2 separate regions of the Mus musculus genome follow, and region 2 is linked to region 1. A link is a loop called in an ENCODE intact Hi-C map of the cell type or tissue named here. Cell type or tissue: left cerebral cortex. All regions are shown on one strand. Each heading gives the region's core, and the rest is flanking DNA. Links, peaks and the distances in the headings are about the cores only.

Region 1 (10,612 bases), core at 766-8,765:
GAACTGGAGAAGGGTGTCACCCTGGCAGAGAGAGGGTGGGAAGCACAGTCACTGCAGGAATCCCAGGGGCAAACGGTAGGTAAAGATGGTGACAAGTCAGATAAGCAGGCCCTGAACTGAGAGAACCAACTGAGACTCACTAATCCGGGCAGTCCAGAGACTCCTCGAATGTGAACGGAACCTCATCCGGGTGACTCCGGAGTGCCATGCAGTCTAAGAAGCTCAGCTCAGCCTACACCTATTTGAAATTGCCCTTTGTTCTCTTCTCCTCGGGCCTATAGACAGCTCTAATCGGAAGCCCACTGGAGATGGCACAGTGGGGGTGGGGGGAGGACTGGAGTGTCTCTTTGGTCGATTAGCTTGGGTACCTGGGATGATGAAATCATGGGGAATTAACAATAGTGTATATGATTTCCCACCATGTGTATATGATTTGATTCATGAAATTCTCAAAGCCATTGATTGACCAGTGTTACCTTTATCATCTCATGTTCAGATAAAGAAACTGAGGCTGACAGGTGGCTCTTTAGGACTAATTCTCCTACAGGGTTGGATTGGAGATGTCAAAAATGTATCATCCAGAGGTCTCTGAGTCTCCAAACTTCTGAGAGCCCTGTCTAAAATCCCCAATTCTAGCCCAACCTGCCTCTGGAAGCTGCTTGCAAACTTGGAGTCCTTACCTGGAAGGATGAGGATGTCCACCAGGGGTTTGCAGTGGTAGAGACCAGTGGCCATGACGCAGTCAGCCCACAGGCCCTTGGAGCCCAGTTCGTCCATTTTTCGGCAGGTGGGGATGGTGTAGCTGCAGGTCACCACCCAGTCATTGGTGGACGTTGTGACGATGATGCCAATCCAACCCACGAAGCTCGTGACGAAACCCACCACCTGAAGGCAAGTGGCTACCATGGTGGCCGCAGCGACGTCCACGCAGCTCGACTCACACGGATTGTGCCCCCTGTGTCGTCCTGGACAGAGCCTTCCCTAGGCTTGCCCTCTTGGCCCTCGCGAGCCGCTGGCTCCGGGCTACTCGAGATGGGGAGAGAGCGGCTGCAAGCACTGCTGCGACAGCGTGCAGCGGGGACAGGTGCGCCTGGAGGGGACTGCAGCGCTGCTGGGCAGCGCGTCCCCGCCCCCTCTTTAAACTCCGGGGCCCGGGCTGGCAAGCGCCAATCCGCGACAGCCCCCGAGACGAGCCGGCCAATCGCAAGCCAGGCTTCGGTGCGGGTGTAGAAGGGAGCAGGGGCTGAGGAGGGGCAGCAGGCTGCCCCACGGCTGGTGACACACGGTCAGCGCTGGGAATTAAATTAATCCCATCCCGATAGGGACCCGCAGAGTGAAGGGGGCGCGTCCAGCTCCTGTTGGGTTTGTTAAGCGTAGTCTCACTCCTAGAGAAGTAGTCTCTCTCTCTCTCTCTCTATGTCTCCCTCCTAAACTTCTACCAACTCTCCGACCGCTCCCTCTTCTCTGCTGTGGACACTTCCAAGGGCACCTAGTACATTTTCCTATGCCCCTAAGGAACAGAGGGGACACATTCAGCACTCCGATGTTGCCATAAGAAAAGACCGGGGAGAGGGCTTAGATAGCTTAGTAAGTGAGGGCCCTTACTGCGCTGGCACACGAGAGAGCCTCAATCCCAATGCCCAGCACCCAGTACAAAGCCTGCCATGGTGCTTACTAAGTCCGTAACCCGGTGCTGTTAGACTGATACGGAAGGACCTCTGAGTTTGCTAGCTGCCATTCTAGAGCCAGGTTCAGTGCCATTCTGTGGCTCGAGGAAATAAGGTAGATGGGGATAGAGCAGGACACGGGACATCCTCCTAGTGCACACGTGTGTACACAGACACACACCCCACACACACCGCCACACATAAACACACACATACACACTTCGCAAGAAACAAATAACACAATAAAGATGGTGCCAGCAGAATTAACTCTGGTCACAATAATGGTGACGATTACTCACTGTTATTAATACTTGATAAGTGCATGTGTTCTTATACCACAGCTTACTGAATTGTCCACACTTTGCAGTGGGGACAACTGTCAATTCTACACAGAAGAAACAGCCCCCCAAAGGACAAGCTCCTGAAGTTCACACAGCTAGGAAGGAGACTCCGTGGGCCCCGCTCATTCCTGTCCCTGACCTTTCCTGAGAATCCATCCTGGTTATCACTTTCTGAATGTTCCTAAAGGGCTTGGTGTTCCATTTGTGATACATTAAAAGCCAGGCATTCTGCCCAGATCACTGTAAATAAGTTAGCTTCTGTTCTCCACCGAGAAAACCGATAGCCCAGATTGAGTGGGAAGCAGAAGCTATCAGCAAAGGCTACCAGGCAGCCCCCTTCTCTACACGCATTCAGATAAGGCTCATTCTGTGCCCTTGGGCGGAGGGAGGCACTGGGGATGAACCCACGGACTTGAGCAAGCCAGACAATGCTCTACCATTGAGCTACAGCTTCGGACTTGTGCAATTTTAAGTCAAGAAAAGGATTGCTTATCTTACTGTATGGCTTGATCTAGTCACCTGGGCCTCTTCCCCCTCTCCTCTTATTCTATTTAAAATGGTGGCAGATTTCAGCAAATGGACATTTTGCTCATCATCCTGTTGAGCTTGCTGCAGTTATCCCCATGATGGATGGGGTCATACATGCCACCAACTCTTCAAGCCAAGACTGCCCTTGATCAAGGAGACTAGTGGGATATCTATGTGGCTGGTGGGTTGGTCTTGGAGTGGGCTGTCTCTCAGTCTATGTGACTGGTGGGTTGGCCTTGCACTGGGCTGGCTCAGCCTATGTGACTGGTGGGTTGGTCTTGGAGTGAGAATGGCAAACACTTTATTACTGTTACTGTGGCCTATGGGGGATAACTCCTGCAATGTGTTTGACGCAGGCCTGGTGCTGTTGATTGACAAGTTAGTCGCTATTTGAGCTACCCAGACCAGCCTGCATAGTCCAAGGCCTGGCTCCACTACTACTGCCTACGGGATCAAAACATTTCACATTGCTTTTTAAAAGAATAAGTATGTTTGTATCCGACCCCTGAGAATTCCGTGTGTCTTTTACTACATTATTTACCTACTTTGTGTGCATATGTGTGCATGGCACACGCATAGAGGTCAGAGGACAGCTGCAGAAGTCAGTGTTCTTCCACCGAGTGGGTCCCAGGGACCACAGGCAGGACTTCAGGCTGATGGCAGTGCCTTTCCCTGTGAGCCTTCACGTCGGTTTTATGTAATGTTTCTCGGTTCCCTGTCATTTGTAAAGTGGGATGAACACGGAGCCTACCGTATAGTTCTTTTTATGGGTATCTGAGTCACTATACATACCGAGCTGAAAGCAATGTCTGCAACAAATCCTCAAGAAACCTGGACACTAGATTACGATGTGAAGCTCAGAATTCTTGTTCTTGCAGTCTCCTTTTGCTCTCGCAGGGTGAGGGCTTATGCAAACTATTTTATGGAAATATAGCTCCTCTTCGAAGGAACCATCAAGTCTACGGAGTATTTCATCATAAAGTCTACTCATCTGGATGTTGACGGATATTCCCTTTAATATCCAAAACTAGCTTTGTGCTAAGGACAATATAAACTATAAAACCCTGAGCTCCATCAATTCACTGCAAAACTAGCTATGAAACTTATATTCTTAGAACTCTTACATTCTTAGAGTTAATGTTCTCCACATGACAGCTCACTCAATCAGAGTTAAGTAATGGCTTGCCCACCCATGGGTCTCATGAATGCATGCACATGCATACACACACACACACACACACACACACACACACACACACACATTTGTAAAGTCAGATTTCAGAACTTTGGCACGAAGTAATAAAATGACTTAACTAAGCTGTCAAATTTTTTGTCTTGGAAGGAGACACCCAGGGAACACATTCCTTCTAGATCTGTTCCCTTGCCCATGTGACTCTCATGATCTCCACTTGGAAACAAGAAGAGTGAATTTCCCACCAGGGGTATTGTGAAGACAAAGGTAACATAAATCACATACAAATGGAAGGTGCATGTAAGAGACAAGACACTGAATAATTAAGTTATTGTTATCATCTTCTATGACAGACACACAAAATGACACCTGAGGGAGGCCAGCAGAGATACAATCTAGCTGAATAAGTTAGCCAGGAGCAAAAAGGTTATCCAGTTCAAAGGAGCCCAGGCAGCCACGGAAGTACAGAGCATGGGCCACAGAGGCTGAGGACACAGTCCCATGGCCAGGGGCTCTGGGTTCTGGGTAAAGCCCACCAGCTCTCTTGTGGTTTTGTTTTCTTTTTTCTGACTTTTTTTTTTGACATCGGGATTCTCCCACATTCCTTGCTGTGACAGCATCACAAGTGTCCCCAGTGATCATGATCTGACTTCCCACATAATGCAGTAAATGAGAAAGCCCCACACAATCTCAGGCCCCGCTCCAGTGTGACAATGAGTCCAACCACACCCAGACAGTGTCGCCAGTGGTTCCCAGTCAGTCCCAGGTCCTTTCCTTTTCTCTCAGAAACTCTGCCATGTCACCTCTCCACGTCCCCACAGTATGACGCAGAACTAGAAAGTTCTAGAGGAGAACTGAGTTTCTATCTTCTGGCCTTAAACCCAATATCATATTCCATATGAATTTGTTTTTATTCTTACTGTAAGATATTTGAAAAGATCGCTTCTCGGCCTTTTGGCTAAGATCAAGTGAAGATATTTGAAAAGAAAGGCTTAGGGGGGCAGTTAGTGTATTCACAGATATGTGAAGAAAGAAACATCTGTGTTAAATGTTATCCTACCATTTACACTTGAAATTAGCCAGCCAAACTAGAGGCCATTCAGTTCGGGCGGCTTGTGACTGACTCAATGCCAGAGATTTTGCTGGCATCTAACGGAGCACATGGAGAACGATGGGCGAATCAGTGTGCTCTTAGCGCCCTCTAGTGACTGTCATTGTATAGATAGAAACGCACTGAGACAGCCTGAGGCTGGATTGACCTCAACTTCCCACGAGCCAAACTGGTGACAGACTTAACTAAAATTTGCATTTTTCTGTAACACTTTTTTTTTCATTCGTTAAAAATATACATCTTTTTAGGAAACCAAATATATGAAAGCACAAGGTGTCTAGGAACCCACTTCTCTAAGACCACAAATCAAGTTCCTTCTGCATGGGGTAGGTATATACATGACGTGAGTGGGATCACATGACTGTGGGGGTGTGGCACATGTAGACGCCAGAGGACAGCATCGAGTGTTGCTCCTTGGCCACCATTCACCTTCTGGTTTTCTGTTTTCTTTTCTCACAGGCCTGCAAGTTCAACCAGTAAGCTAGCCTTGTTGGCCCGTTAGCTCCAGGGACTGTCTGTCTCTGCATCTGACCTCGTGGAGCTGGAGTTATGGGTGACTGTGAGCTGCCTGATATGGGTGCTGTACTTCTCTTTGGTGCTGTACTTCTCTTTTTTTTAAGATTTATTTATTATATGTAAGTACACTGTAGCTGTCTTCAGACATGCCAGAAGAGAGCATCAGATTTCGTTACGGATGGCTGTGAGCCACCATGTGGTTGCTGGGATTTGAACTTGGGACCTTTGGAAGAGCAGCCAGCGCTCTTAACCACTGAGCCATCTCACCAGCCCGCTATACTTCTCTTAACCATCGAGCCATTTCCTCAGTCCCAGGTCAGCCTTTTTTTTTTTTTTTTTTTTTAAACAGGTCTGGAGGATCAAACACAGGCCCTCTTGCGTGAAAGTATCTATTAGCCGGGCGTGGTGGCGCATGCCTTTAATCCCAGCACTTGGGAGGCAGAGGCAGGCGGATTTCTGAGTTCGAGGCCAGCCTGGTCTACAAAGTGAGTTTCAGGACAGCCAGGGCTATACAGAGAAACCCTATCTCCAAAAAACAAAAACAAAAAAAAAGAAAGAAAAGAAAAAAGAAAGTATCTATTAACTAAGGCAATTCCACAGGCCACTGAGTACCTTTAATAGGATCTATTTTTCTTTATATTTTTTTCTTTTGTTGGGTATTTTCTTTATTTACATTTCAAATGTTATCCCCTTTCCAGGTCTCCCTTCCGGAATCCCCATCCCCTCCCCCTGCCTCTCCACCCCCCACCCCCCACCCACCCACCTATTCCTGCCTTCCAGCCCTGGTATTCCACTATATTGGGGCATCGAACCTGCTCAAACCCAAGGGCTGCTTCTCCCACTTATATCCAACAAGGCCATCCTCTGCCACATATGCAGCAGGAGTCATGGGTCCCTCAACTCTTTGGTTGGTGGTCCAGTCCCTAAGAACTCTGGGGGGTCTGGCCGGTTGACACTGTTGCTCCCCCCATGGGGCTGCAAACTCCCGCAGCTCTTTAGTTCCTTCTCCAACTCCTCCATCGGGAACCCTATGCTCAGTCTAATGGTTGGCTGAGTCAACCTCTGTATTTGTCAGGCTCTGGCAGAGCCTCTCAGGAGACAGCTACATAAGGCTCCCTTCAGCGAGCACTGACCTACATCCGCAATAGTGTCCGGGTTTGGTGTCTGTATATGTGATGGATCCCCAGGTGGGGCAGTCTCTGGATGGCCTTTCCTTCTGTCTCTGCTCCACACTTTGTCTGCATATTTCCTGTGAGTATTTTGTTTCCCCTTCTAAGAAGCACTGAAGTGTCCACACTTTGGTTTTCCTTCTTCTTGAGCTTCATGTGGTCTGTGAATTGTATCTTGGGTATTTTGAACTTTTGGTCTAATATCCACTTATCAGTGAATGCATACCACGTGTGTTCTGTTGTGACTGGGTTACCTCACTCAGGATATTTTCAAGTTCCATCTGTTTGCCTAAGAATTTCATAAATTCATTGTTTTTAATAGTTGAATAGTACTCCATTGTGTAAATGTATCACATTTTCTGTATCCATTCCCCTGTTGAAGGACATCTGGGTTCTTTCCAGCTCCTGACTATTATAAATAAAGCTGCTATGAACATAGTGGAGCATGGGTTCTTATTACATGTTGGAACATCTTCTGGGTATATGCCCAGCAGTGGTATAGCTGGGTCTTCAGGTAGTACTATGTCCAATTTTCTGAGGAACTGCCAGACTGATTTCCAGAGTGGTTGTACAAGCTTGCAATCCCACCAACAATGGAGGAGTGTTCCTCTTTCTCCACATCCTCGCCAGCATCTGCTGTCACCTGAATTTTTGACCTTAGTCATTCTGACTGGAGTGAAGTGGAATCTCAGGGTTGTTTTGATTTGCATTTCCCTGATGACTAAGGACGTTGAACATTTCTTTAGGTGCTTCTCAGCCATTCAGTATCCCTCAGTTGAGAATCCTCTGTTTAGCTCTGTTTCCCATTTTTCACAGGGTTGTTTGATTCTCGGGAGTCTAACTTCTTGAGTTCTTTGTTTATATTGGATATTAGCCCTCTATGGGATGTAGGATTGGGAAAGATCTTTCCCCAATCTGTTGGTTGCTGTTTTGTCTTATTGACAATGTCCTTTGCCTTACAGAAGCTTTGCAATTTTATGAGGTCCCATTTGTCGATTCTTGATCTTAGCACCTAAGCCATTGGTGTTCTATTAAGGAAAATTCCCTCTGTGCCCATGTGCTCAAGGCTCTTCCCCACTTTCTTTTCAATTAGTTCCAGTGTATAATAGGATCTATTTTTAAACAACAAATTTCTCTGGTGGATTTAAAATATTTGATATTGCAAAAACTTCACATACACCCTCTTTTAGAATTATGGAAGTAAAAATTCATGATGTAAGCAAGTGTCTCAAAAAAAAAAAAAAAACTTAAAAAAGACTGCTGAGCTGTGATGGCGCACACCTTTAATCCCAGTACCTGGGAGGCAGAGGCAGGCAGATCTTTATGAATTCAAGGCCAGCCTAGTTTATAGAGTGAGTTCCAGGACAGCCAGGGCTACACAGGAAAACCCTGTCTCAATTCCCTACCCCACAAAAAGGACTTAAAATAAGTTAAATGGGGTCTGGAGAGATGGCTCTGTGGTTAAGAGCACTGAATGCTCTTCCAGAGGTCCTGAGTTCAATTCCCAGAAACCACATGGTGGCTCACAGCCATCTGTAATGGGATCTGATGCCCTCTTCTGGTGTGTGTGAAGTCAGCTACAGTGTGCTTATATACATAAAATAAATAAATCATATATATATATATATATGTATATATTATAAATCCTGAACTCATGGTGCATGTAACTTATTATATATATATAATTTATATATATATAAATAATATAATATATATATATAATATAATATAATAATATAATATATATATAATATATAATAATAATAATAATAATAATTATATATATATAATATATATTATATATTATATATATAATATTATAATATATATAATATATATATAATATAATTTATATATATATAAATAATATAATATATATATATAATATAATATAATAATATAATATATATATATAATATATAATAATAATAATAATAATATAATATATATAATATAATATAATATAATAATATATATATATTATATATATATATAATTTATATATATATAAATTATATATATATAATAAGTTACATGCCACCATGAGTTCAGGATTTTGTCTGGGGGGGGGGGGGGATTCCCCTGAAACCTGAGATGGTGGCACAGGCCACCTATGAGGACACTAAATAGTACATACTGATCAAATAGCACTAAAAATTAGAAAAAGAGAGAAAGACATTGCCAAAACTCCGATGTTCCAGGTCCCGTTAGGAAAGGAAGACACGGGGCTGGTGAGATGGCTCAGTGGGTAGGAGCACCCGACTGCTCTTCCGAAGGTCCTAAGTTCAAATCCCAGCAACCACATGGTGGCTCACAACCACCGTAATGAGATCTGATGCCCTCTTCTGGTGTGTCTGAAGACAGCTACAGTGTACTGATATATAATAAATAAATAAATCTTTAAAAAAAAAAAAAAGAAAAAAAAGGAAAGGAAGACACTGTGTGCAGACATGGGACAGAATCAGTGCTGCCTTAGGGAGTGGGTATATGGCAGACTCCAACCCTCTGTGGTCCCGGTCACTCACCTGCTGTCCTGAGACAGAGAGAGCTTTCCAACAGAAGACACATTGATACTGTTCACCATTTACTCAGAACCCTTTGCTTATTTGGGGATGACAATGGCTTCTTCTGTAAACCTATCGGCAGAGTGAGTTCCACATACTGCTCTATCTAGAACTTGACCTCTGCACCTGCAGCCTTGGACACCAGGTAGACCTGAGTATCAACTGGCACAAGCCCAGGAATGTGCGACTAGTCCTGGCAACACAGCAAGATTCAGTCTCAAAATAAGTAAACAAACAATTTTTATACCAGCTATTTAGCTACCAGAACATATTTAAAGCCTCATTTCTGGGCCTTCAGCTTCAGTGAAACCATTTCTTCAAACGCCTTCATTGTCATTTTTTTTAGGTTTTATCATGCACGAGCACAATGCATTTTTATCATACTTACCGCTCCTTCTGTCAATTCCTCCCATGTTCCCCCAATAGCTTCCTCCCAGATTCATGCCATCTTCTATACACGCCTGTATTCTCGTAAGTATAGGGCTAACTACTTGGGCATGGACCATTGACCAGGGGATTTGTCCCTAGAGAAACTGATAACAATAAAGTATGTGAGTCCTGGGTAGAAAAATGAGAAAACAATCCAAAAAGTCCCACCGTTAGGTCCCATAGCTAAAGGCAGTAAGAACAAGGATTGTCCTTAGCTCCACAGAACACTGGTACAATGGCCAGTTGGTCAAGTTTTAAACCTTTTACTGAAAACATATGTGTTATAGCGTGACCAAAGCATCACATGCTCCGGGGAGTTCACTCCGTGCGTGATTTAGAAAGAATACACTCTGAGAGCTGGCCCCAGCGTGAGAGCACTTACGGCTCTTGCAGGGCACCTGAGTTCTGTTCCCAGCATCATTATCAGGGAACTCACAACCTCCTGTAACCCAGCTCTGGGGAAGTTTAATGCTCCTGCCCACGTGTGCACACATCCATGGGCACACATAACTTAAAACAAAAACAAGTCTTTGGAAACAAGAAATTCTGTTATTAATACTACATAGCTGTTCTGTTTTTAAAGAATAGGAAGAGGGGCTTTTGATGGCTTTTTCTGTATCTTCTTTGCTTTGCTTTTTTCCAGGATTGAGTCTCCTTATGTAAGCCAGGCTGGCTTCTAACTGGCAATCCTCCTTTCTCAGACTCTCTATACTAGGACTCCAGGCATGGCCCATCATGTCTGTAACTTCTTCCTTCTGTTTCTTACGCAAACCATTATTCTACTTTAATAGGTTATCTTGAGTGCTTGGGCACCAAGAACCAAGGAGACATTACTGCAGGGTTATTAGAAACCTGTCATGAACACCACCTCCAAAACAAGACAATTAAGAAGTAGATGAGGGCTGGAGAGATGGCTCAGTGGTTAAGAGCACCGTCTGCTTTTCCAAAGGTCCTGAGTTCAAATCCCAGCAACCACATGGTGGTTCACAACCATCCGTGATGAGATCTGGTGCCCTCTTCTGGGGTGTCTGAAGACAGCTACAGTGTACTTACATATGATAAATAAATAAATCTTTTTTTAAAAAGGAGATGAAT
Region 2 (10,612 bases), core at 881-8,880, 100 kb before region 1:
AGCCAAGTTGGCATGGATCTGCTCTTTCTCTTTGGTCACAAATGTCCCCTCCCTGATGGTCATCCCCCCCCCCCCATCCCCATGTCACTTAGAGTTTAACCAACCTTTCCCTTCTCCACACCACAATAGACCAGTTCCTTTCCATTCCCACCCTTGTTAACATTTGTCTCTCCTCCTCTCTTGGCTATAATTAAAAGCCTACTCAGCACCAGGAAGCCCAGTCTCTACCTTGTATGTTTATCTCCAGCAATAGGTACTGCTGGGTGATAAGTATGGAGTACAGAGGATGTTGGCACAACCGAATTCACCTTGTCCCAAGCAGAGAGAAAAGAACAATGAGATGAAGGGCGCTTGCGCAGGAGAACCGAGATGACCTGTCTAGGAGAAATGTCACAGCCACGCCCACTGTTTTGCATGCTAACAAAAATTAGTAACGATAAGTGAAAACGGAAAAGTGGTAAGATCAGTGGACACTGCAGATTTCAATGAAATCGGGGAAATACTGGATTAAAAATAGTAACAAAGTGCAGTTAAAGGCAGGAGGTGACGTCAAAGAGGCACTATGTGTGAAATCTGAAGTGGTATGTAACCAGTAAGACTGAGTTTGGACGTGGAACCTGGTTAAACTGCTAACTAGCTGGGAGACTTAAGGCAAACACTGTAACTTCTCTGAGTCTTAGTTTCCCCATTGTGGAAGTAAAAATATCTTCTTTGTTGCTGTGAGATCTAAAAGAGATATCTACCAAGTACCGATACAATGCCCAGCACACAGCACTAAATAAATTGTTTTGTGTCAAGCTCTATTGTAGGCACCTGCTGTAATATATAGTATTTCTATTATTCTATTTTCATTTTTTAACTAAATGCCAGAATCTAGCTAATGTATAAAGAAAAGGAAATGGTTATTTTACAGTTTGGGGTTGGGTGGTTCAAGGACACAACACAGGCTACATGAAACCTTGTCTCAATTTTTTTCTATATATTCTAGATAGAAATGTTTCATTACATGTGTGGTTTTGTTTAGACAGAGTCTTACTATATAGCCTTGACAGTTCTGGAACTCATGATGCAGACTAGGCTGGCCTTGAACTCATAGAGCTACCTGCCTTTGCATCCCAAAGTGTTGTGATTCAAAGTGCAAGCAGTCCTCACACCTGACTTTACATGTGTAGCTTTGTAAATGTTTTCTCCTAGTTTGTGGCTCCTTCTTTAATTTCTGTCTATTTATATTTTAAAGTACTGATGTCCAAAGTATATGTCCTGCAATTCCAACTCAGCTGGGGCTGGGTGGGGAGCCCTGGGATCCCCTAAGAGCATCTAACACACAGCTAGACTTGGAAACTTCCATGTAGAAGGAGGCGCTATCTGCCACAGCTAGGACCCACATGGAGAGGAAGCTTGCTAACAGGAGTCTCTCATATAGCAGGCAGACTCTCTTCTAGGGAAATTTTTTTGGTCATGTAGCTCTGTTCCCCATTCTACATAATCCTTCATGAAACATGAAACAAAAACGGGACTCTGAAGCTACTTTCTCTCCAACTGAACATGACCCACAGGTCCACTGACTTCCCCAGATCCTTTACCCAGCTCCACTCTGACGTGGTCACTGCCCTCTGGCCTGTTCCAGGTGGTGGACTATTTATCGGAGGAAACAGCTTGTGCCTAACCTCTCACTTTTGTCCAATGGCCCTATCTGCTCTTTGATAACTCCACAGGCCCTGTGTCCTGCCAGGCCTGCAAAGCCCCTTTAATAGTATGTTTTGATAAAGAGCATCATTTTTTTCATCCTGGTTTTTTACCTACAGCTCTGTGGAGAGTGGGTGGAGGCAGGATGGCTTGTGTAGCTGCTCTAATTTACTTGGCTGCAGATGAATCAAAGCCAAATGATTGTGCCCACAACTTCTGGCCATTCAAAGTCCCAAGAGACACACATGAGCCCGAGGAGGGGAAAAGCATCCATTGTGGCACGGTTTTCCCCGGGTTTATGTATAGTTTCTTTTTAGTATAATTAAAACTGAACTCGTGGGACTGGGGAGACAGCTCAGGCGATCAATCCCTAACACATGCCAAGTTGAGGTTAGATGTCACTCTGTTGGCCTGGAGAAGTTCAATGACACAAGCAGATACATATTTCAGTCCCACAGTGGAGACACGATGAAGGTAAAAAAACCAGATGTGCCAGGTGAGACATGAGAGACTATGGAGCTCAGCGCTCTGAGCTCTGACAGTGAAAGCCAAAATGAAGCTTAGAATAGAGAGGGTTTGGATGGGTCAAGGACCATGAGCAAGAGGAGGACACACTCCATCTGCCCATGAGAAGGCAGGTAATGGATGAGTGTTCTGAAATAGCATGAGAATTATGGATTTGGCAACATAGTTCTGATAGCAGAAAGTGAGGATCCAGATAGAAATCCAGCATGGAGGACCACACATAGCCCATGTGAGAGCCATGTGGATACACAGGATGCTCACATGTGGACACGGCATCCTTCCATTCTCACCTACCCACTGTGGGAGGCTGGCTCCGATCAGAGCCGCAGTCAGAAAGAACTTCCTCCTACAAGTGGCAAGGCTCTTTAGTAAGAACCAGAACTGAGACTGGAAACTGTAAGACCCAAAGTTCTGTCTTTTCAGGAGGCCACCTTTGGACCATGGAAGCCAGAAACCTTCTCACTGGAAATGGATTGATTATTTCATGCCAGTTCTCTGATCATTAAAAAAAAAGATAATTAAAAACCAATCTCAGGCCATCAAGATGGCTCAGTAGGTAGACACCTGCCACCACTAAGCTTGATGACCTGAGATTCATTCTTGGGACCCACATGGCAGAATGAGAGAACCAACTCCAACGAGTTGTCCTCTGATATCCGTACAGCACCATGGCACACTCATGTGCCAAGAGAGACAGACAGACAGAGAGACAGACGGGTACCGAGTATATTCTTTTTAGCATGTTAGCATATGGCTTAGCAATAGACCCGGGCATCCATGTCTGACCTGTAGCACACAAGCCATGTGTGGCTGAGTGTAATAATGAATGTGTTCCAGCACAAGACAATAAACATGAGCTGGTTTTGCAATTCTTTTGTAACTCAATGATACAGTTCTTAAGCATAAACTTCGTACATGACAGCATTGTGATACAATGTCAAAGGTTGGACATACCTACATAACGGTGTGTAGTGTATGCCTCCTCTCAGCCTGAAGAGTTTCAGCTCTTCCGACCTGTCCTCAGGTGCACCTGTAGTGGTGGGGGGAGGGGACACGAGGGAGCATAGTGAGCCCTAATTGAATGTCTGTCTTTCCAACCTTGCTGCCCTGCTCCAGAAGCCATTCTTTCCCAGAGTTCTGACATGTCTCCTAGTAACCACAGGCCACATGGCTTCATAAACATATACAAATTCTAAATGAGTTCTAATTTCATTTTTTGCTACAACAAACCATTTTGCCCCTCCAGGGAAAAACGGACTGGGGGTGAACCAGGAGGACTGGTGCTCGGTGACCCCCTTCTCTGTTTCTCTTTACCGCACTCGGATGGGGAAAGTATACTTTTAAGAGAGCGGTAAGGAAATGGAAGAGCAGATGCATCCTTACCCTCAGAGCAAGGGCTGGCTAGTTCTCCAAATTATGTATTCTCCAAATACATAGCTGGAATCTTAATAAGGACAGCAGCCAGCCCAGCATGTGTGGGTCTCTGAAGGCTAAAGCAAGGTAAGACCCTTGCTGAATGTCAGCCTTTATTATTGCTGTTATGTCTATTGGACAAATGTTGTGCAGCGGATGCAATGCAACCTCCCACTGGGTGCATTAGTGGCTTCAGTTTATGGTTATTATAGTAACTAAGCTCTTGCAGATTTTTAATATGATATGCCTGGCATCATCTGTGTGATGATAACACAATAAAAAACAAACAAACAAACAAACAAAACATTGCCAACAACAACAAAACTTCACACTGCTGAGATGGATTATTTGTGAAGGCACTTGCTCTCAAGCCTGAGGACATGAGTCCCATCCCCGCTGAGAGTTCAGAGTCAGTTCCCACAAATTGACCTCTGACCTCCACACACATGTGAGCACACGTGGAAGATAATTTTCAAGAACTCCACCAAATAATAATTTACGTTATAATATTCATTTTACAGATAACAATGTTGAGGCTCAGATATGATAGGTGACTTCTATAGGACTGCCTCCCTGTTCTTGAGCTCTGAACGCAGCCCACAGCTCTCCCTGAGCTACTGATTAGAAGATCACTTTTGTGGGTCAAAACTTCTGTTACGCTGGGTCATGAAAATAACTTCTAAGCTCAGTGTCTTCTATCACCTGTCAGCAGCAAAAAGAAAGGCTTGGTTGGACTTGAAGTTCACGGCACTCTCCTGTAGAGGTTTGATTGACAGCCTTGAAGGAAGGTTGTCAGTTACTGGTTCAGAGGAGCTATGTGTATCTCAGTAGAAATTTGTACATTTCTCAAATCGCTGATGGTGAAAACCAGTTTCCTTCAGGAAAACTTGGGCTCCTTTTACACCTTCCACAGACCACGGTAGAGTGGACAGTCCAGTGGCAATGGGAAAGACAGACAGACCCCTCACTCTGCACTCAGCATGATGAGAACTGCCACTGAACATAGCTAGGAAAGAACTCTGAGACAGAGCAAGGGTTTACCATCTATGCAGAAAAGCAAGAGATCGTCTGTGAAGCAACTCTGAACACTGCTAAATCCAACCAAGCCTGGGCTGGAAGTCAGGACACCCAAGACCTCACTCAGTTGTGCCCCTCGGCACCTCAGGGTCCCTGCACAGCCTATCACACCTCGAAGTCTGTTCCTTCCTCTATAAAATGAAGAGCTTGCATTAGATTGCCTGTAGTGGGAGTGAGAATGAAATAGAACCGAAGAAGGATGACGCCTTAAAGAACAGAGTCCCTTGTTTCCCCACATGCAGACTCTCAGCCCCATCTATTCTGAGACATCTGGAGGCCAAGTACAATTAGTCTGCGCACCTGAGACATCTCTGCAAGCCCTGCTCTGTGCCTTACTCCTTATGTGATTTCAAATGTACTTAACCTAGAGCATCCCAAACAGGTGGGAAGTTAACAGCTGTGCCAGGGCATTAATCCCTCAGCCTTGGGGAGGCTGGGTATGGCAGGAACCCTGGATTAATCACCTCTATTTATAAACTGCTTTATTCTTTTTTTTTTCTTATTCTTTTCCTTCCTTTCCTAATCCACACAAATAACTTACAAACTAAAGTAATTTATAGACTAGAGTAATTCCTAGGAACCCATCTAAATCTTGGATTCATCATGTTTAAGTGACTATAATAATGGTTTCGTTAACATGGCCATTTTGAAGATAATGACTACATACAATACATGCAAAGTGCTTAATGGAACCCATACACAGAACTATGGCCAATAATATTCACATTTCTTGTTATGATCACTCAAACCTGATGAAGTGAGGACCCTTCTTAATGCAAACAAGCTAGCTAGGATTCCGTATCTGAAGCCACAAGTCTACCCCTAGTGAATAAATTAAAGAGGCAGGTTTCCTGTGCATGTGTCTGTAGGTAGACCTTGTACAAGACCTTGTTAGGCAAGCACATAGATCAGCAAGGCATGGAACTACCAAATGACTGTGGGATAACATCTGAGACAGAAAAGCTAGTGATTAAGAGTGAATGGCAAGCCCCAGCCCTCACCGAGGTGGCCTGAACTTTGTACCTTGTGTCTAACTGGGTGCCCACAGCAACTCAATGGCTTTGATGGGGCCAGTCTATCAGCTTCAAACCTTGGCCCACCACTTTTACCCAGGGATGGGAGCTAAGGGGTCACAGCCACCCAAGGGAATCAGAGAGCTTCCAGCAAATTCCATTTGCATGATGCAGGAAATGAGAACATCAAAAGAAAAGAAAAAAGAGCAGCAGGCAGAGCTTTCTTAAATGGCTACACATGGGTGGAGATGAATTAAGGAAGCAACATAGAAGAAGGGATGGATGCAGGACAGTGGGTGGGAAGGAAGGACAGGATTCACACTAGCAAGCAGGACATGGGCACGTGGAAGCCACAGAGAGTGATGAAAGGCCACCTTCAGCATGGAGATAGCAGTCTCTGGTGACTAATGAAAGTAAATACCACAGTTAACGGTGGCATTACCATGGAAAAGAGAAAACGGCAAGAAACTCAACTGGCCCTCCATCTGCCTTCCTCTTGGTCATAGGCTTGACTGTGCTGTATGGAGAATGTGACTGTTTACAATGTATCACTGATGCTATAACCTAGTGCTGACTGTGCTGTATGGAGAATGTGACTGTCTACAATGTATCACTGATGCTGTGTGGCTGTGCTGTGTGGAGAATGCAATCGCTACCCTGTATTGCTGGTATTACTCTATATGCCACACATTTCCACAGATCTGACCCAAAAGTTCCCTGCAAAGTAACTAAACATGAATTTATAACTTAAATGTGTGTGTGTGTGTGTGTGTGTGTGTGTGTGTACTCATTCAGAGGACACACGGACTATTAAAGTGAAATAGAAAGCCTTTACAGAGACCAGCGGCTGCATACAGAATTCACCTAAATCACACAGCCCCGAGGCTAATGGTTCTTGGCTTTTTAACCCAAAAAAACATATCCTAGGTTGGCACACTTCAGTTAGCAAGAAGCAGAAGTACACAACATAAAAAGCAAGGTTAGTACATTTAAGGACTTTCCCAGCTGCATCCTGGGACTATTGACTTGATCTGTCTTTGTTCCTGTTTGGCAGGCATTGCTGCCCACTGCTGGGCTCCAAGACTGATGGTCCAGGGGCATGTTACATTTATGTGTACACATACGCAAAATCTGTCCTTAGGTCCTATTTACTCTTTCTATTTTAGAGTACATTCACTGGAAAATATTGACTGTATTCGTATATCTTAAGATATTGATTTTAAATGACCCAGCTTATAATTTCATATTTTATCTGTATATTGTGAATGTGTGTACAGGTATTTGTGTGGTTTCAAGTGCACATCTGTGTATACACATAGAGATCAAAGGACAACCTCCAGTAGCATTCCTCAAGCATATGTGTGTGTGTGTGTGTGTGTGTGTGTGTGTGTAAAGACAGGGTCTCCACCTGGACTGGAACTTACTGTGAGTCCCAGGAATCCTGTCCCCCATCCCCCACTACTGGGATTACAAGTACAAGGAACCTTGTGTTAGCATATTTTTTAAGCTATTTTACTAGGTTCTTTATACCTCTACCTCCCTTCTAACCCTTATTCCATACTACTTCCTTCCAGCCCCCCAACACTAGGTTGGAGAGAAAGAAGGTTAAAAGGGAAAGGGGACATAGACCTCTATAAGCTACTTACTGCCAATTGAGGACTTTGGGTTCCTTAGTCCGATCTTTGTTGTCAGAACATCCAACAACCCAGCAAACCAGCAGCAGCAAATCCATCTGATGAGCCAGCAGCGGGGGGGGGGGGTTGGTAGCAGGGGCGGCAGCTGCCACAGGCCCTCTTGGGACTCTCTCATTTACACCCTCTTCAGAGTCCCCCAAATTAAACTATCTGCAGCTGGCAAAAAAATCACACCCCTGCTAGTGCACAAAGTAAATCATAATCACCTGCTGGGAAGCTGCCTCTTACCACACACCTGGGGTTAAAATAAAAGCATATTCATAGAACATAACTGGGTTTTTTAAGAAATCAAAATTATCACTACAACCATGTCCAGCATTTGTGTATGTTGGTAGAGGGGTATGGAAATTGAACTTGGGACCTCAGGCCTGCAGGGCAAGTACTATACTAACAGAGTGGGTCTCCACAGCCTGGCCCTTAGACTTAAGAAAAATAACAGCATAACAAACTTCTCTTATACATGGACACAAATACCTGCTCCTTTGAAAACATTGCTAAGTTGTCTTAAACACAGCATTAATACAGCTGAATACTATAAATCTAGACAAGAACGCTCTCAGTGTCTCACTTAAAATGAGTGCCTTTTTCAAAAAGCCACCAGTATGCTCAAGGGACTCTTTCACTCTCTGTCATTCCCTCATTCAAAACTCAGCTAAAAAGGTGCCACTGCTGTCGGACTGAGCAGGGGATGTCTAGTCAGAAACAATCTATCAGATTCCTATAGGTAAGATCCTGACCCGTGTCTGTCACTTGTGCCAGAAAACCCTGTGGCCACTGTCCACAAGGACTCCCTCCCCGGAATATCACAGATGAGCATGTGGCAAACACAAAATTTGTACTTATACTTCCTAGAGCTCAGAGGAGGCTAGAAAGGAAGGGAGCCTAGGGAGATGGCTCAGCAGCTGACGTTGCTTAGCAACTGCTCTTGCAGAAGATCTAGGGTTGGTTCCCAGCACCTACATCAGACGGCTCATAAGCTGTATCTCCAGCTCCAGGGAATCTGAGGCCTTCTGGCCTCCATGAGTGCCTGTACGTGTGCACATCAGCTCATTCAGGCACACACATACATATAAAGTACACATAAATGAGTCTTTTTATAGACGGGGGGGGGGGCAGAAAACACTGGGTAAGGGAAGTAGCCACGGTGGGTGGAAGTAAGGTCTGTAAGAAGCCCCCACGTCCACATAATTCTCTCACAAGACCCCTAAACTGAGAGTCTCTGACCCATGCAGCCCCTCCCTGCATGCTGTCCCAATTTGAAGGAAGTTGAAAACTCAAAGGACTTTGGGAAGATCCAAGTTGAAACGTGGCTGTACACTATTCTCCTTAGACATGTGTTGAGAAGGTTCCTCTCCCTGTGCGGCAATCACACCTGCTCCTCAGATGCGCTGAAGTACATTTCCATCTCATTTAAATGTCACCAACTCTCCAGAGGCAAGGGTAGGCAGATCCCTCTGAGTTCAAGATCAGCCTGGTCTACATAGTTCCAGGACAGCCAGAGCTCTGTAGTGAGACCCTGTCTTAAAAAGAAGAGAGAGAGGTGGGGGGAGAGGGAGGGGTGGAGGGGGATCCTCTTCTGCTCCTCACGAGGTAGTGTTGAAAGTACTTGGAGAGAGAATAGCAAGCTGTCACCACCTCAACTCCCTTTCTCTGTCCTTTCTGCCAAAGGTCTTTGCAGCCCAGTTCCCAGGGTCACCTTGAGAAAGACAGGCAGTTCTCATAAGAGATTAGCAAGAAGTAGGAGATTTCTCTCACTATTTCTCATGTAAGGCATGGGGCAGAACAGATGGTTTCTATTAAAGATATAAAACCCAGGAATAAAAGTGTCCAGGTTCTGTTTCAGAAGTGCATTGAGCAGAGACAGCCTGGGCTAGACACTAGAATGATTCCCAATAGTCCTGACGGTGCTGAGTCCCTGAAACCAGCAGCCAGCAACACTTGATTATGTCTCTCAACCCTCCTCTGATGCAAATGCTCCTGCCTCAACACTCCAAGAGGTGTTGCTGGCCAAGACATTCCCTCTGTAAATAGAGCCATGAAGGGTTCCCTAGCTTATACCAGGGACCATATATATGTCCATCCAAGACCCTAAGCAACTTATACAATTGGTATCATTACCAGGAGGGGAGCTAAGGCCCAGAAAGGACCAGCTTGGGTCAAATGACTAGCTCAGGGAAAAGCTAACCCTTGACACGTTAGACACAGCCATTCCACTCTTAGACACCACACAGTTCATTACACATGACCAGCTGAGTCCCAATCAGCCATGATTACCAACCATAGCACAAGCAAACCACGAGAAAAGCTTGAACTCATCATAAGATAGAAACTATACCTCCGAAATATTCTCATAGATAGGAATTTCAAGGAAAAAGAGTAAGCATGTAGGCTATTAATGCATTTAGTGAACAAATTATTCCACTTGACCTGATTTGGGGGTCAATTCTCTATTAGGATAGCTATTTCCTTCTCATTTAAAGGTCAGTGTATTGAGGCATGGTTTGGGCATTTAGGGGCTCTTCGTTCCCTACCCAGCTTTAATTAGAGTCCTGAGAGGTTCAATAACTGATGGTGTCAGGCTCTCCCTGATCAATGGTGCTGGCTGTCCCTGAACACAGGCAGTTGCTGTCCATCTGGGCCCTGGTTTGGCAGAGAAATCATAAGTCTCTTCTTTGACACAAAGAAAGAGAAGTGCTCCCAGACAAATTGCTTCTCTTCCAGACACATTTGTAAAAATTGCCTGGGTTTCTGTGACAGGCAACGGGTGAGCAAGGTTGCTCAGGTTAGAGCCGGTAGAGTCGAGGTGGGAGGGAGATGCAGCCTGATGCATCACATCCTAAAAAGAAAACTTGAAATTGTCCAGGCTAGCCAAGAGCATCAGGAAGAGGGCATCTGGGAAAGTTTACCTGGATTGTCTGCACGCAACCTGAGGCTAGAAAAGTATTTCTCAGTCCAGAAACCTGCTCCTCAGGGGAAACAGGTGGGATGGGGACACTTGGGCGTCTGGAATTCAATGTCTCAGAGAAAACAGATGTTTCCAACAGGAGCCACACTATTTCTCTCTGAGGTCCTGTAATTTCTCATCATATCCCAGTCCTAATTACATTTCAAAAGGACAAGCCACGTGGTAATATATGCACGATAGCTTATCCCACTGGAGATTTATGAAGGAAGACAGATGTTTTATGAAAGTAAGAAAGCAGG

What was found. Hi-C counts contacts between places; a loop is a spot of excess contacts. Peaks named below come from ENCODE experiments on the same cell type or tissue, not always from the same donor. Only the 100,000 strongest peaks of a DNase experiment are listed, where the experiment ranks them.
Region 2: it touches region 1 in a loop (2.1-fold over the local background); 1 of 42 quality-filtered maps calls a loop at or near these places.

Annotation. Positions count from the first base shown.
Region 1 is chr3:31,140,444-31,151,055 of GRCm38, reverse strand. It overlaps Cldn11 (claudin 11), which reads right to left and starts at 1,136. Exons shown (of 3, transcript NM_008770.3): 1 at 681-1,136. The coding sequence starts at 906. In left cerebral cortex, for the core only: a CTCF peak has its summit at 4,941 (motif pointing left); DNase peaks (open chromatin) are centred at 1,146, 3,311, 4,900 and 5,195; H3K4me3 peaks cover 859 bases; H3K27ac peaks cover 313 bases.
Region 2 is chr3:31,243,832-31,254,443 of GRCm38, reverse strand. All of the region lies in intron 2 of Slc7a14 (solute carrier family 7 (cationic amino acid transporter, y+ system), member 14), which reads left to right. Among named protein-coding and RNA genes, the nearest start is that of Gm33834, 16 kb to the right of the region's middle. In left cerebral cortex, for the core only: no CTCF peak of the experiment used is centred there; a DNase peak (open chromatin) is centred at 4,798.